Linked DNA regions of Mus musculus: regions 1 and 3 are each linked to region 2. A link is a loop called in an ENCODE intact Hi-C map of the cell type or tissue named here. Cell type or tissue: heart. All regions are shown on one strand. Links, peaks and the distances in the headings refer to the core of each region. The heading gives the core; the rest is flanking DNA. Region 1 has its middle 29 kb from the start of Taf8. Region 2 holds the start of Tomm6 (translocase of outer mitochondrial membrane 6). Region 3 has its middle 8.4 kb from the start of Guca1a.

Evidence for each region. Hi-C counts contacts between places; a loop is a spot of excess contacts. Peaks named below come from ENCODE experiments on the same cell type or tissue, not always from the same donor. Only the 100,000 strongest peaks of a DNase experiment are listed, where the experiment ranks them.
Region 1: a loop joins it to region 2, with 2.6 times the contacts of the local background. A loop is called at or near these places in 7 of 42 quality-filtered maps.
Region 3: a loop joins it to region 2, with 2.1 times the contacts of the local background. A loop is called at or near these places in 4 of 42 quality-filtered maps.

The regions. Positions count from the first base shown.
Region 1 is chr17:47,471,133-47,476,421 of GRCm38, forward strand. No RefSeq gene overlaps it. Among named protein-coding and RNA genes, the nearest start is that of Taf8, 29 kb to the right of the region's middle. In heart, for the core only: a CTCF peak has its summit at 2,645 (motif pointing right); a DNase peak (open chromatin) is centred at 2,648; H3K27ac peaks cover 53 bases.
Region 2 is chr17:47,686,361-47,691,649 of GRCm38, forward strand. It overlaps Tomm6 (translocase of outer mitochondrial membrane 6), which reads right to left and starts at 2,026. Exons shown (of 3, transcript NM_025365.3): 1 at 1,539-2,026; 2 at 828-928; 3 at 285-648. The coding sequence starts at 1,666. The coding sequence ends at 832. It overlaps Prickle4 (prickle planar cell polarity protein 4), which reads right to left. Exons shown (of 7, transcript NM_001290337.1): 3 at 4,997-5,104; 4 at 4,214-4,351; 5 at 3,698-3,901; 6 at 2,922-3,126; 7 at 2,114-2,479. The coding sequence ends at 2,157. Tomm6os (translocase of outer mitochondrial membrane 6, opposite strand) reads left to right here and starts at 1,250. Exons shown (of 3, transcript NR_045945.1): 1 at 1,250-1,757; 2 at 2,208-2,289; 3 at 2,370-4,732. It overlaps Gm20517 (predicted gene 20517), which reads left to right. Exons shown (of 9, transcript NR_157366.1): 9 at 1-379. It also overlaps Usp49 and a transcript of Frs3 not described here. In heart, for the core only: a CTCF peak has its summit at 2,650 (motif pointing right); DNase peaks (open chromatin) are centred at 1,861, 2,631 and 3,301; H3K4me3 peaks cover 2,148 bases; H3K27ac peaks cover 1,889 bases; H3K27me3 peaks cover 553 bases.
Region 3 is chr17:47,406,390-47,411,678 of GRCm38, forward strand. It overlaps a transcript of Guca1a not described here and the pseudogene Gm5814. Among named protein-coding and RNA genes, the nearest start is that of Guca1a, 8.4 kb to the left of the region's middle. In heart, for the core only: a CTCF peak has its summit at 2,313; a DNase peak (open chromatin) is centred at 2,302; H3K4me3 peaks cover 306 bases; H3K27me3 peaks cover 2,500 bases.

The sequences.
Region 1 (5,289 bases), core at 1,681-4,180, 210 kb before region 2:
AACTCAGCCCCAGGCAGGAGGGATGGCTCCCCGGGAAGGGCTTGCCTTGTAAACAAATCCCCAACCCACATAAAACGCTATGCTTGGAGCCTGCTTGGAATCCTGGCAAGGAGGGAGACGGAATCTGGCCACACTGCCGCTCTAAGTTTAAGACCCAGGTCAATGAGGGAACCTGTCTCAAGCTAGATGACCTTCCTGAGGGTTATGCCTGCGGCTGCCCTCCAGCTCTCTCTCTCTCTCTCTCTCTCTCTCTCTCTCACCCCCTCCCTCCCCCCCCCCACATGCATGTGCACACGCACACAGATAAAAAGGGGTACACACAAGCCAGGCGTGGCAGTGTACACCTTTAATCCCAGCACTTGGAGGAAGAGGAAGGTGGATCTCTGTGAGTTCAAGGCCAGCCTGGTCTACATAGCAAATTTCAAGACATACAGGACTGTCCGTCCCCCCCCCCCCAGGCAGGATTTCTCTGTATAGCCCTGGCTGTCCTGGAACTCACTTTGTAGACCAGGCTGGCCTCAAACTCAGAAATCTGCCTGCCTCTGCCTCCCGAGTGCTGGGATTACCACGCCCGGCAGGGCTGTCTTTTTTTTTTTTTTAAAAGAGGAGCACGCAGAAATGTTAAATATTATTATGATTATTATTATTTTAAACGTCAATGAAATGGCCCAGGGGTAAAGCAGGCTTGATGGTCTGGCAGCCTGAGTTCAGACCCGGGGATCTGCATGGAGGGAGGTGAGAACTGACTCCAGGTTGTCCTCTGGTTTCTACATGTTTTCCCTACTCACAGGCACAAAATAAATTAAAATACAAAATACACCTTTGATCCCAGCAACTGAGAGGCAGAGAGCCCTGGAGGTGCAGTAGCGGGGTCATGGGGGTTAACCCAGGATAAGGACCCCACAGTTGCTGCTCTATTCCCCACCCCCACCCCACCCCGCCTCTTGTAGCCCAGACTGACTACAAATTGCTATGTATCAAGACTGGCCTTGAACTCTCCAATCCTCCTGCCTGAACCTTCAAGAGTGCTGGACACCACCATGCCCAGCTCTACAGTTCTATTTATTCCTTTTAACTGTAGTACTGAGAGTTGAACCCAGGGCCTCCTGCATGCTAGGCATGTGCTCTACGGATGAGCTATCCCCCCTACCCCCACCCCTCCTAACGAGCTGTGTGCTTGCATTTCCACTAGCTGGTCTGAAAATGACAGGTCTGAACTTCAGCTGTGTGTGTCTGACTCTTTGCTGGGTCCTTGCCTGAGTCCTCGAGAGCTTCCCATCACAAAGATAACCATTTTTACACGTTATCCTGGCCCTCCACACATCCTTCATCCACATCCTTCAGGCTGAAACCTCCCGACACTTACATAACCCTGACCGTTGGGAAAGTTTGCTCACTCTCTGGTTGCTTAGGACGGTCCTCTAACATTTACTGGGGTGTTAAGTCTCCCGTTTGCATTGCAGCGGTGAGGAAATCAAGCCTCCAACGCAGGAATCAAGTTGCTCCAAATAGCTGACCTGACTCACACCCTCGCCCTCCTGTTTCCTCACAGCTGCCTGTCTTCTAGCTGTGACCATTCCCTCTGGCTCAGCCTTTCCTAAGGGCTCCCACCCACCCACATTCCTTCCATTCAGCCAGCACGGTGGGATCGGGGAGGAAAACGGGAAAAAGCGGCTCTACTGCCAATAAGTGGAGAGCTGAGGTTGGTGATAGTGCGCCAGGGTCTGGTTGGCCACACCTTAGTTTCAGAAGCCATACTGTGTGAACCTAGCCCTGGTGAGCCAGCCTGGCTTAGAGCAGCAAGGATATGTCCCAAGGATGGTTGTGTTTGGAGCCCAGGGTCTGGCTTCCCTCAGCAGAAAAGATGGCCCCACATCTGCTCCCCCCTCCCCCTTCAGACAGAGTTTCTTATAACCCATGCTGGGCATGAACTTGTTATGAAGCAGAGGACAGCCTTGAACTCCCAATCGACCTGTCTTAACCTCCCGATGCTGGATGCCAAATGCCCACATCTGTTTTATTGATTTATTGATTGGTTTTATTTTTGTAGTACTGGGTATTAAACCCAGTAGGACAGGTAATTTTTGGAGCCAAGGGGTGAGGGCTGAGCTGCCAAGCAAGCCTGTCCTGACCTGCTAACCCCACCTGCCTACCCTCTGAAACTGTGGCCCCTTTCATCTCTACAGCTCAAGGGTGGGGCCGGCTTCCCACCATTAGTCAGCTGGCCTGGATGTGTTGAGACCAGGGCCTCCTCCTGTACCTCCTTCCAAAGGCCCTGGGCCGCCAGGCGCTGCGGAATTGCTTTGGGACCTCTTCAGTTGCCTTTTAAGCAGGAAGGTTGGTCCTGTGGGACAGGGACTCTTGGTAATTTGGGGACTGGAGCTGTGCTGGGGAAGGAGGGTCACCATTTATTTGCATGCTTGTCCCATTCAAACACTTGACAAAGGTATGTGCCCTTTGTCCTAAGTGGCCTGACCTAGGCACTGGGCTGTTGTACTTTGGTGACATCTCTCAGGCATTTACTGCTGCTCTTTACCTGCTCTTCACTTTCACCTGATTCCCCGGTTGGACGAAGGAAAATGAATGCAGCCCCATGCATTTGCTCTGCTGTCCTAGCTGCGCCCTGCGAGCATGCCCAAATCCGTCAGCAGGTGGCGCTGTGCTCACCGCTGCCGGCACTGCCCCCAGCACAGATTAAGTTCTGAGTTCAGATTTACATCCAAGAGTTGTTGGTTGACCTGGCTTCTCCTAGGTATGGGATGCACTGGAGTTCTTGTGAAGATAAACTCCAGAGGCTTATTTCTAACCAGTTCCCAAGTATGGCAGGTACACATCTGAGAACTGTCTGCTCAGTTCTCTCAGCAGATAATCACATTCGGCTCCCTGTGAAGAAACTACAGTCCCCACGCAGTGCAAGTGACCTGTCCCAGGCCACACAGCTGGAAGGAGGCAGGAACCACCTCCCGATCTGCCCTCTGCCTCCAAGGCAGTGTGGTGTGTGTAGGTGTGCCTGCACCTGTCTAGATTCTTGTTCCAAGAAAGACAGAAGAGGGAAAGGGGAAGCCGGAGAGTAATTACCTGGTATCCACAATGTTTTCAATCCCATAGGTGTCAGTTCACATGGTGGACTCCATATGGACTGTCACCATGTCCATGCACCAAAGACACACTTTGTGGTACTGGGGGTGGATGCTGGGGCCGTACTTGCTTGGTGCAGGCAAGTGCTGTCTCACTGAGCTACACTCCTTGCCTGAAGCCCTTGCACCTCCAGAGGCCAGAAGTGCCCCTGCTGATCTCACTGGAGTCTCTCCCTTGAGAGTGCTGTCCCACCCAAGGCCACGCCCCCCACTGTTGACCAGTCCTTTTTCTCAGTCCCGGAGGATCATGGCAGCTCAGGACCCGGTCACTGCAAACATAGGCAGCCTCTCTCTGCTCTCCTTCTCTCCTTCCCTGTACAGTCCTAGGGCACTTCCACAGGGCTCCCTTACACATAAGCCTGTCCCAAGGTCTCTTACAACACACACACATGCAAAAATTTTACCAGCCTTGTATACACAGCAAGAGTCCCAGGCTATAGAGTGAGACTCTATCTGAAAGGTAAGTAAATAAGTAAAAATAAGAAACCATACAGAGAGGGGGCTGGCGAGATGGCTCAGTGGTTAAGAGCGCAGACTGCTCTTCCAAAGGTCCCGAGTTCAAATCCCAGCAACCACATGGCTCACAACCATCCATAACGAAACCTGATGCCCTCTTCTGGAGTGTCTGAAGACAGCTACAGTGTACTCACATAATAAATAAATAAATCTTAAAAAAAAAAAAAAAGAAACCATACAGAGGGCTGGAGAGATGGCTTGGTGGGTAAGAGCACCGACTGCTCTTCCAAAGGTCCTGAGTTCAAATCCCAGCAACCACATGGTGGCTCACAACCGTCTGAGGCCCTCTTCTGGAGTGTCTGAAGATAGCTACAGTGCACACACATATAATAAATAAATAAATAAATAAATAAATAATAAATAAATCAATCTTAAAAAGAAAAAAAGAAACCATACAGAGCTTTGAAGGCTTTGAAATCCTCTTCTCCTGGAACACTCAGGGAATTTAAACCATTCTGGGAAGGAAGGCATGTTCTAGCTTGGAGGAAGGCATGTTCTAGCTTAGAGGAGGTCTCTGCTACTTGGACTTTGTTTCCAGCAGTTTCTTGTTGGCACCTGGACAGCCCTGGGGTTAGACTTAAGTTCAGTGCTCCTTGTGTTGGGGTTGACCTTGGTCCCCAATAGGGCAGTGGCAATGTCTGGAGACATGGTTTTGCTGACACTGGGAGGAAAAGATTACCAGCGTTCACTACGCAGAGGCCAGGGGTACTAAGTAGGTCAAGATGCACAGGGCCATTCCCCAGAACTCAGCTACAAACGTCAGCAGCATTGAGGACGAGACACCCTACACTTGGGACTGGAGAAATGGCTCAGTGGGTAAAGGTGCTTGCCACCAAACCTGCTAACGCAGGCTAGCCTAGAACGACAGTAGCTGAGGATAACCCTGAATTTCTGCCTCCACCTTCCAAGATCTGAATTAGACACCTGGTTTATGCAATGCTGGGGAGTGGACCTGGGCCCTTGTTCATGCTAAAGAAGAATGCTACTAACCAGATTTTATCTTCAGCTACTTTTTTTAAAAAAAGATTTATTTTATGTGCCTGAGTGTTTTGCCTGCTTGTATGTATGTGGACTATGTGCATGCAGTGCCTGAGCTGACCAGAAGAGGGCGTCTGGCCTCCTGGATGGTGAACTCAGGATGATTTTGAGCCATCAAGTGGATGCTGGGAACCATACAGCCCAGGCAAACTGTTCCAAGACGGGGTGTTACTAAACCCACAGAGATCCCCTGACCTACCTTCCTCATGCTTGGGTCTTGCACTATAGGCAACTTTAGCTTCCAGAGTACTGGGACTAAAGGAATTTATCACCCCACTTGGCTTCCGCAGTAAACCTCCCACGTTGATACAGTATGGCTGGAGGTGTCTGGGGGACCCTAGCACACCCAAGTCTTGTCAGGCAGAACACCATACATGTCACATGTATGATGACATCACATGTCAGTGATCCCCATTACCATGATGCACACATGTCTGAGAGAGTGAGTGGGGACTGGAAAGGCTGGGTCACCACACTGAGAGAAATATGCTCTTTGCCTGAGCATGGCTTAAGATCATAGTGGAGAGTCTCAGCCTGTCGGCCCTTCAAGTCAGCTAGCTGGTTTCTCTCGTTGGACGCTCACAAGGTTAGGCCTGGA
Region 2 (5,289 bases), core at 1,275-3,774:
TGCTTCCTTGTGCTCCCTGACACGTTTGTCTCCACCCACACATCACTGTCCACTCCTGCCACCAGGTCTCACTCTATCCCAACAATGCCTCCCTGGTCCCTGGAGAACCCACCTGGCAAACTAAAACGACAACCACCACCTTCTTCCTACAGGAAGACTCAGCAGTAGGAACTGCTCAAGAATCAGCTTTGCGGCACGTGTGCATCCCTGGGAAGTGGGTGGTCCCATTCCCATTTCATCTCCACTGCAGATCATGTTTGGGGCTCATGCCTGTCTCTTGAGTGTGAAATACAAGTCATGTTTATTTGATTTTTGTAAGCGGACTTTTTACACCTTGTTTTTGTAATAAGTTTCTTATTAAAAGAATAAAATACCTGTCTTTTATGTGCAGGCTTTATTTGAAATCTTTTTCAAGAACCATTACTACTCTTCAGGACAAGGGCAAGGACCATCTTCTGCAGAAAGTTGGGAACTGCACACAGAACCGTGCAGAGGCAACATCTCAGCCGACACTGGGGGATGGGGGGGCAGTGGGGGGGGGTTCAGGCAAGGAGAGGGAGTCAACTTCAGCTGCCACTCAGGTAGGATCTTGTGGTCACAGACAGTAGGCTGTCTTTGGAAAGTCTGAATACACAGGAGTTCCATTCTCTGTAAGCAGATAACAGCATCAGAAACGGGGAAACACAGGAGAACTGCTCTCACCTAGAAACACAAGGGCAAGGCTTTACCCCAAGAATCTTCCCTACTTCTGTGACTAGCTGACAGAACATACTGCTGTCTTCATCTTTTAGGATTCCTGAAATAGGCAGGGGAAAGTGAAGTCTTACCTGGCTACACCCCTGGCTGAGGGGCCATCAAATCAATGTCACTCAAGTTCCTGGCCAGCCAGACTCCCGCAGCAAAGAGTCCCAAATTGAGGATCAAGTTCCTGGGTCAAGAATACATTTCATTAACCCTACAGTCCGAGAGTCTCATGCAGCTAATGACATACTATGGCAAGTTTCCTCTCAGCACCACCTTCTGGAGGTGCTGACTGACACCTGATACAGGGGTATGTCCTCCTAATATGCACATGAGAATTTTACGTTCGCATCTACTAACACAAGCCAAGGCCAACTTAGTACTCTGCGGGGGCTAAAATTTGCTTATGCGTTGGCACCCCTTCCCTGCCTTCTAGGTTAGGGCGATTTCTTTAAAAATATGACGTTCTTTAATTTGTGTATGTGCGTGCGCGTGCACGCGACACAGCGCACGTGTGGAGGTCAGTACAACCCGCAGGGGTTGGTCTCTTCTTGTACCCTGCGGGTCTCATGGATCGGCGGGTCCCATGGATCCCAAATCCTCAGGCTTGGCGTCTGAACTATCGCTGTAGCCCGGAGCGTCATTCCTTGAAAGCCACGTGACAGGGTGTCTTTTGCCACCACGAGACCACAAGGTTCTCAAAGCGATAAAACCTCTGGGGATGCATGCCAGACTCACCAGGTAAGGAAATACAAGTTTAAGTTTATGAGGACCAGAGACGGCCCGGGCTTGGTTACCTCCGGAAGTCGTTTCGATCGGTGGCGAAGCGGAAGACACCGCGGAGCCAGTCTCCCACGTTGTCTGGAACCTCTGAGGCCTCGCTGGCCGACCCGGCGGCGCTCACCGTCACTCCGCTGGAAGCCATACCAGCACTAAGCACGTACCAACCGAGCGTCGCACCGGGTCGTCGCAAGCCGATTGCGCAACTTCCGATCTCCGCACTTCCGCCGATCAGCGTAAGAAATGAGCGAGAAGGCCCGCCCCCACCTCCTCCAGGAGTTCGTAGAGCCAGGACGCCTGATCGGAGGCGGAGCCCCGCGGCCCCGCCTCCCAGGGACGGGGGTCGGTTCCCAGTGCTGCTCTACAACCCAGTTAGTTTAAGCAAGGTGATGACGGTGAGGCTAGCCCAGCCTCTGCGGATAGGGGTTAGCTCACCCTGTAGGCGCTGGGCAGTGGGATGCTCCCAAGAAAGTGTCTTTCAGGTCAGAGAGCGTGCAGTACCAATGGGATTATCCCGCGTGCCTGGCTGCCTTCTGTGTCCGGTCTTTACACAGCACAGCCTTGTTATCTCGCTACATAAGTCCCCCCACCCCACCCCACCCCAATCCCACCACCCTGATCTCCAGGCCGCGCCACTAACAAATGGTGCAGTGCTTCCTGGAGATGTCTCTGTCATCTGCTTGCAGGTTTTCGGGGGTCTTCCAGGGCTCTGGAAGGCGCTGGCCAAAGAAAAAGCCTTCGGGTTCCGACTCAGAGGAAGAGGAGCAGGTGGGGCAGGGGCTGTCCTCTATGGGACTCCCGGGTGTCTGTGGGCCGTCTCTATCCTGCCGTTTGGATGCCCCATTCAGGGTTTCCAGGGTGAGAGTGGGAACTGCAGAGAGAAGCGCAGCTCGGGAGGTGATCTTGTCATCCGAGGAGGCACGGTTCCAGCCGACGCTTGGATCGGGTCCTTCTTCCTCTGTTCCAAACCCATCAGAAATGCCCATCTCAGAGCCCCCAAGTCCTTGTGCAAGAGGCGGGCCAGGGTTGCGTGCAGCCTCCCGCCCCGCCCCAGGCTGTGCCGTGCGCGCCACCGCTGCCGCCAGTCTACCCCAGGGGCCCCCCCGCCTCCGTCCACCAGTGGGCGACCGCCTCCCCCGCCTGGGAGCGAGTCCGGCGCCGCAGCCCCGCCGGGTGGGTTCAAGAGGCCTTTGGAGCTCGCAGGCCAGGGACGCGCGGTGAGAGCTGCGGGCCCCAATGCTCGCGTCTGGGGGTTGCGGTGGGAGGACTGGGTGTTGCTGGAGCGGGTAGGACAGCGTAGGCATGGGGCGAAGGGTTCTGATCTGGGAAATTACCCCCTTCTATGCTCAGCCCAAGCCGCCGCTCCCTCCCCTTAAGATCTGCACCGTCCCCTCCTTTACCAAAAGACGCTTGTCCTTCCGCTACTCCTACTGAGCTAGAGCCCGCACTTCTGTAGCGTTTTGAGAAGCAGCTGGGGCAGCATGGGCTACCCCCCGGCAGGGCATAACGTCCCCCATCCAGGGGCCCTGCGCAGTCCTGGCAGCAGAAGTGGTTCTCGTGCCAGCGCTGTCCCTCTGCTTCAGTGCAGCGCTGGGAGAAGATCAGCTGGGTGAGGGAAAGGAAACCGATTCATTCATTCATTCATTCATTCACTCACCCATTCTTTCATTCATCCAATAACCACGCCTTATACCCATTAACGCTATGCCCACAGGCGTTCTGATTTGAAGTACTTTGTGACTTTTGGATTCAGAGAGGGTGATTGGCTTTGGGCCGGAACGTCCACGTAGCAGGTGGCCCAGTCCGAAGTTGGACCCCAGAGCTTCCCTAACTCCTATCCCAAGATTCAATACGGCCTTTCATGTTGATGTTAAGATCCTTCTAGAATTGGGCAAGCACAGCATTGATCATCTGACATAGTGATGAGATAAACACCTGCTCAAGGATCCAGAAACGTTCTGAGTCCAAACTAATTTAAGGACCTCTGCTCGAACTGGGGAAGAGAGAGAGAGAGATAAATAAAGGCAACAGGTCAGGTCCCACAGGCCCATACCTCAAGAGAACAAAAGGGAATGGGGTGGCCCTGGCTGGTTCCTAGTTCTGATGAGCCTGCAGCCTGTTCCTTGTCCCTGTGTGTTCCTGGGAACTCCCCTAGTGCCTCCTCTTGGTACTCTACCTGGTCACAAGCTGGACATCGAGGTCGTAAGAGCTCCGCATGATGACGGCCACAGTACAGGTGCCCCTCGTGGTAGAAGTAGATGAGGTTTATGAGGCCCTGGCCACAGGCCTGGCAAGCAAAGCAGGGTCTGTGCCAGCAGCTCTGCTCACCAGCCCTGGCCGCGAACACTCCATACTCCCCTGGATCCAGTAGCTTCTTGCACTGCCAGGTGGGGGGGGGGGGGGGGCACGACACTGAGCTGATCAGAATCTGACGCTTCTCTTCTTAGCTCCTTTCATGGCTCTTCTACCACAACCCCCAATCTGACTGTTCTCATATGTGCTTGCAGGCCCCTCTCCCCAAGAAAGGCCACCAACCCCCCCAAACCTGGCTTCCATTTTAACATTTACCAAATCACTGCTCCTGAAACCACTTCTCCACCAAAGTCCCCCAAGACCCTTCTTCAGAAGCAAGAGAGCAAAGGATAGAGGAAGGGGAAGGCTCAGGGATGGAGGAGGGAGGCAGACTCCCTACCTTCTTACAGGTGTATCCTTCAAGCTTAGGAGGCAGTAGACGGGCCACCCCCTGTCCCAGGGATTTCTGCTTCCGCTGGGCACAGAAGAGTCGAAGTTGGGCCAGTTCCTCCTCCCCTAGGGCCAGACAGTAGCGTTCCTGCTGAAACAGGTTCCCATGCACCCAGACCTCAGGGTAGAACACCAGGAGGACCAGAAAGCTCTGTAAGGCTTAGATACCAGGTCAGAAAGAAGTAGAGCCTTGGGAGAGAACAGCACATGTGCTCAAAAAAGGGAAGAGAACGCAATTCGTTCTGTTCATTCTGGGGCCCATGGAAATGGCCACCACATAGGGGCCCCTTAGCACTTTGAACAGTCACCAGATAGCTTGGCTCCTGTTCCCATGAAACTAGATCTCAGCATCGCTTTCAGGTCTGTGTGTTCTCTCTGCTTCATAGCTGCCTTGGCTCCCCTAGTGAAGTCTAAGCCTTTAGGCTGTACACGGTGGGGCCTCAATAAATGCTAAACGATCATATTTCTACATTTGTGCATTCCATTCTTGATTTTCAATGCCGTTCATGTTCATTTTCCCATTTGCTCTTGAGCTAAGTAAGCTTTGTGGTACACAGAACAGATATTAACTATACCTGTTATTAGACTCAAGCTAAGGGGAATGACTTCCACCAGCTAGTGGCAGAGCTGGACTTTCTAGTCAATACCCCCTGGATTCTAAACCAAGAGTCTTTCCACTTATTAACAATGTGGGGGAGAGGGAGGGAAGAAGGGGATCAGAGGAGAGACCCACATCACTGTCCTGTGGAGGAAGCTGCTGCAGGAGAGTCCGAAAGCCAGGCCAGTTTGAAACTTGGTTGATATCCAGGCAAGGTGGGCCCAAGCTCGAGCATGTAGCAGCCTGAGGAAGGACACAGGAGGAAAAGGGAGGGCTAGGCTTTCTCTTCCCTTATCACCTCTCTTCCAGTCTACAGCAGCTCCAAGCATCCCACTGCACCGGAGGGAAAGCCCTCCAGTTCTTCACTAAGCCAGAATAAAAGGTCCACCACTCCTGATCTGAGGCCTGCCTGGGAAGAACTCCCAAAT
Region 3 (5,289 bases), core at 1,258-3,757, 280 kb before region 2:
AAGTGTTTTGAATAAGCATAGCAAGCTTAGAAATGAAAAATATAAAATATATGGTTCCAGTATTAAAGGGGCATCAGGAAGGGAAATGGGACTGAATCCTCTGTTCTAGAGACAACAGAGTAAGGGATTTGGGGACAAGATCCTACCCAGCTAAATTTAGATCCAGGCATAGTGGTACACACCTTTCATCCTAGAAGACAAGCCAAACAGATCTCTGAGTTCAAGGCCAGCCTAGGACAAAGCAGGTTCTAGGTGAAGAAAAGCTTAAATCCAGGCATTGGTGGTACATGCCTCTAATCCCAGCATTACAGGAGACAGCCATGCAGATCTCTGAGTTCAAGGTCAATCTACAGAGCCAGTCCCAGGACAGCAAATCTTAGGTAGTGTGGGAGTTGGAAAACAGAAAGTTGGTAATAAAATAAGGCAGGGGGGCAAGTTTCAGCAAGCAGCAAACCTCAGCAACTTCAGCCATGTGGCTCTGGCTTTAGAGTCAAAACCAAAAGGGACGACTAGACAATTTATGCAAGGGAATGTTTTCTGAAAGCACAAAGAAGCTATGTTCCAGAGATAGTCAAGGTTGTACCTTGTGCTGCAGCTGGACTTGGTAATGTGTAAAAGTCACCCAGGTGGTACTGGTTTTGAAGGCAATGAAGGGGTCTTGAAGAGCAGCTGAGGCTTGGCACTGTGAGAGACCTTGGAAAGCCATTGGTGATGGTACAGCCTCAGTTGCAATTGATGGCCCTGGACTGAGGGGTTCATGCAAAGAAGTTAAGGCTTGGCACCATGAGAGGCTATTCGCGAAGTCTAGTTGCAGCAGAAGACCCCAGCATCATCTCATTGGAGATGCCAGTACCATGAGATGATCACCAAGAACAGCAGCAACAATAGAGTGGATTAACCTGAGCTTAGAGAGCTACAGAGAGCAGAGCTGGAAAAGTGACACAAGTCCTTTAGAGGAGCCCAGAAGATCATGTGTGGATCCCAGACACTGGAACAAGAAGCTGGAATGTTGAAGTTGCCTTGGAGGCCCCGAAGATGTTTGACATGCCAGATCTGTGGGCTATCTGCTGAGGAAAGCTGCTAACAGGGAGTGGAACCAGCAAACCAGGAAAAGAAGTTTGTTGCAGTCAACAAAGATGAGAAAGCAGTTGGAGATCTGAAGACTTCTTTGATATCAGACATGGAGATGCAGAGTTTGGAGTTTGCCCAGGGTTTCCTGTCTTGATTCAGGGATTACAGTTAAGAGATTGAATGGATCTCAGAAGAGACTTTGAATTTTAGACTTTTAACATTGTTGGTGCTGCTATAAACTATGGGAACTTTGGAAGTTGGGCTAAATGTAATTTTTTATTATGCTATGGGTAGATATGACCCCACATAGACTCATGTGTTTGAACAAGCTTATGGGGGCCAGGGAATGGAATGTGATGGTTTATATATTCTTAGCCCAGGGAATGACACTATTAGAGGGTTCGGCCCTGTTGGAGTAGGTGTGGCCTATTGGAGTGGGTGTGTCACTGTGGGCGTGGGCTTTGTCCTAGCTTTCTGGAAGCCAGTCTTCCACTAGCAGCCTTGAGATGAAGATGTAGAACTCTCAGCTCCTCCTGTACCATTCCTGATTGTGCTGCCATTGAGGCTGCCATGTTTCCTCCTTGATGATACTGGACTGAACCTCTAAACCTGTTAGCCAGGCCCAATTAAGTGTTGTCCTTATAAGAGTTGCTATGTCCTTATTAGGCTGTCCTTTTAAGACAGCCTGCATGCATGTCTGTGCACTGTGTGTGTGTGTGCTGTTCCCATAGAAACCAGAAGGGGGCGTGGGATCCTCCAGAACTGAAGTTATACATTGTTCTAGCTTAGGGTACTGGGAACCAATTGGGGTCCTCTGGAAAAGCAGTCAGGGCACTCAACCACTGAGCCTTTGTCCAGCCCCCTTGAGTAATATTTTTTGAGAGTAACATCTTGATTTGTTTAACTGGGAATTGAAACTAGGCAAGCTCTCGATAGGCACGCACGAGGATAAAAACAGGGAAGTCCGAGGTGCATGTGTAGTCACAGAAAGGCATGGCGAGGATAGGCGAGCGTCATGCTGCTGTGGATAGTTTTATAGCTGAATAAAATGGACCAAGAAGCATGGGTGGGTCAGGAGAAGGATGGCAGAAGTTGGGGTACGGTGAGATCACTCTGACTCCTAAGTACATAACAGAATCCTGAGCGAACTGTTAATGCTGGGATTAAGACACTCCACTCCACTCCATCCTGGTCAGAGCACGGGGCTGAGGAGCGCTGGAGGCTGTACTTCTGAGGTGAAACTCTAGGGGGCGCAGAGGCTCTGGCTTATAGAGTTAAACTCCTGCTGAAAACCCAACCCTGCACCCTCAGTATGGATCGAATGGTCTGGAAGGGCGCAGATGATTCTGGCGGTTTCTCTGTCTCTCAAAGGAAGACCCAGTTCTCACTGTTGTAGTAAGATTAATTTATTGAATAAAGGATTAAGACCCCTTATTATACACAGCCTGAACACAGCACTCATCTGTGATGCTTCTCCAAACTCCATCAAAATGGCAATAAATGATTATTAAGTACAAGTCCCAAGAGATTGAGGCAGACGACAGACAAGATGTACACAGTGGTGTATGCCTGTAATCCCAGAACCCAGGAGAGGCTGAGGTAGGAAGATGGCAAGTTCCAGTCCTGTCCGGGGCCACAGCAAGATCCAGGCTAGCCTGGGCTACAAGATAAAAACCCCTGCCTCAAAAGGTCAGGTTGGAAAAGGGAGCTGGCAAGGATGGTGATTGATTAGAGTGGAGAACATTGAAACCTCCGTGTTCTCAAGGAAGGGAAGAGGGGTACAAACACAGATCTAACCTAGCCACAGAGGCTTGGGTCTCAAAAAGGGAGCGTACCAGGACGCCTGGAGCCAAGGCTGAGATGCAAGATGTGGGGGTCATAAAATAGGATTGGTCAAAAGCTCATGCAAAAGAAAATGAGCTGCACAAATGGGGTGGGGGTGGGGTGCGTGTGGGTGTGTTTGGGGGTGTGTGCATATGTGTGTGTGTTTGGTGGTTTCTGCGTGTGTGTGAAACAGGGTCTTGCTGTGTATCCCTGGTCAACCTGGAACTTGATATATAGACCAGGCTGCCCTGATCTCATAGATATTGACCTGCCTTGCCTCTGCCTCCTGAGTGCTGGGATTAAAGGTGTACAACACCAGATACGCTCTGTACAGCTAGCGAATAGGCATCCTAGCCTCTGTTCCCTGTGACCCGGTTGAAAGCTATGCTGCTGGACTGACAAAGAGGCCCCAGTCTGGGGGTTAGGGGTAGGGGTTTGGCACAGAGGATGGGAGAACCCTCTGAAAGTAGGGTACAATGGACAAATTGATAGAATGAGCCGTGGTTAAATGGCCACCCCACTCCTTCCCACACAGGTTCCTTGAACCCTGACTGGTGGGCAGAAGAGCTGCAGGTGGCTTGGTTTCAGCCAGGGTTGGCAGGCTGAAGGAGTGCCCATCACAAACAGCTGGCAGCACGGGTTAGAACAGCCCCTCTCTGGGGTCCTTTCTGTCTTCTCTCCATAACGATCTTTTCAGAGAAAGTGTCCTATCTCTCCCTACACCAGCCTCGACTCCTGTGTGCAGCTATGTTCCATCCAACAGCAGCTGCTGGAATTCAGGGCAGAATTGTGACTCACAAAGGAGAGCAGCCCTGATGCACCCAGGTGCGCTGCTGACAAGCATGGCCAGCTTGTTGCATGAGAACCCACATATAGGAGCTTGTTATTCCGTGGTATAAGTGATCTCATGATGGCTGATTCCGTAGTCACTGAAATCACAGAATTGGTAAAAGAACAACCCAGAGTCGCTCGTCTCCGTGGCTTCTCCGAGGCGGAAAGTTGGACCGGCGGCGGAAGTTTTGAGGACTCGGCCCGAGCTCGGTCCGTGAGGGTCGTGCAGACGAGCAGAGCAGCGGCGATGCGGCCCCTGGACGCGGTGGAGCTGGCGGAGCCCGAGGAGGTGGAGGTGCTGGAGCACGAGGAGGGCTTCGAGCAGTTTCTGCTGCCCGTCATCCACGAGATGCGCGAGGACATCGCGTCGCTGACGCGCGAGCGCGGGCGCGGGCCGGCGCGCAACCGGGGCAAGCTGTGGGAGATGGACAATATGCTGATCCAGATCAAGACGCAGGTCGAGGCCTCCGAGGAGAGCGCCCTCAACCACCTGCAGGGCGCGGGCGGCGCCGAGCCCCGCGGCCCCCGGGCGGAGAAGGCCGACGAGAAGGCGCAGGAGATGGCGAAGATGGCCGAGATGCTGGTGCAGCTCGTGCGGCGGATAGAGAAGAGCGAGTCTTCGTGAGGAGCCGGCCGCGGTTTCCAGCCAATGGATTCTGGTTGAGTAATGGCGATTGGCTGACATGACACCCTGGAGAAGCTGAAACCAGAGAGCCTTTTGTTTTCCTTTTTTTTTTCTCCTTCTTTTTTTTTTTTCTTTTCTTTTCCCCTCTGTCTTCCCTCTGTTTCTCACTGACACTACGTTTCTGCTATGGTCTGCGGTTGGCGACCTCGATATGAGTTTTTGATTATTCAGTGGTTCCTTTTTTTTGTTTGTTTGGGGGAAATAACTTTGATTTGGAAAATGCGCTCACATACGGGAATTAGGGCCTAGATTGTAAGCCCTGTGGCAGTTGAATAACGTTCATTCCTGGCCTTTGGTTGTTGTTCCTAAATTTTGAGGTGCTTTGCTCTTTCTTGGGTGACCTGATAGCTCCCTGAACTTTGGATCTCTGTGACACTTGAGACTCGGAGTTGAAGCTCACCGCCTCTGAAAGTTCTGAAGGAGCTGTGTTAATTCTCGAAGACTCCATGCAGCAATGGCAGAAGAGACCAGACTTCATCTGGGACAGTGGATGGGCCTTACATGGCTAGGACTGATGACCTGGGAGAAGGGTCGGAGGATAGTATTGTTTCTATTGGGGGACTTTAATTTCTGTGTGAGACCAAAGGAGGAGAGATGTATTTTGTGCAAAATTTAAATTTTATGTGCTACACTATCTATTGTAACCTGCCTGGTGAGTTTGTTGGGACAGCCTAACTCATTTCTAAAAGAAATGGAACCTCGGATGGGAGAAGAGGTCTTGTTAGTCTGTACAAGTTGGTATCCCCATATATTCGAGGAGATCCTGGCCATAAAATGAAAGATCCTTGCAATACCCTGTGTGGCCTAGGAAGGAAAACCTGCAATGGACCCAAAACTTAAAAGAAGAGGCGTCTTAAAGGTTCATATGTAGTCGAGCT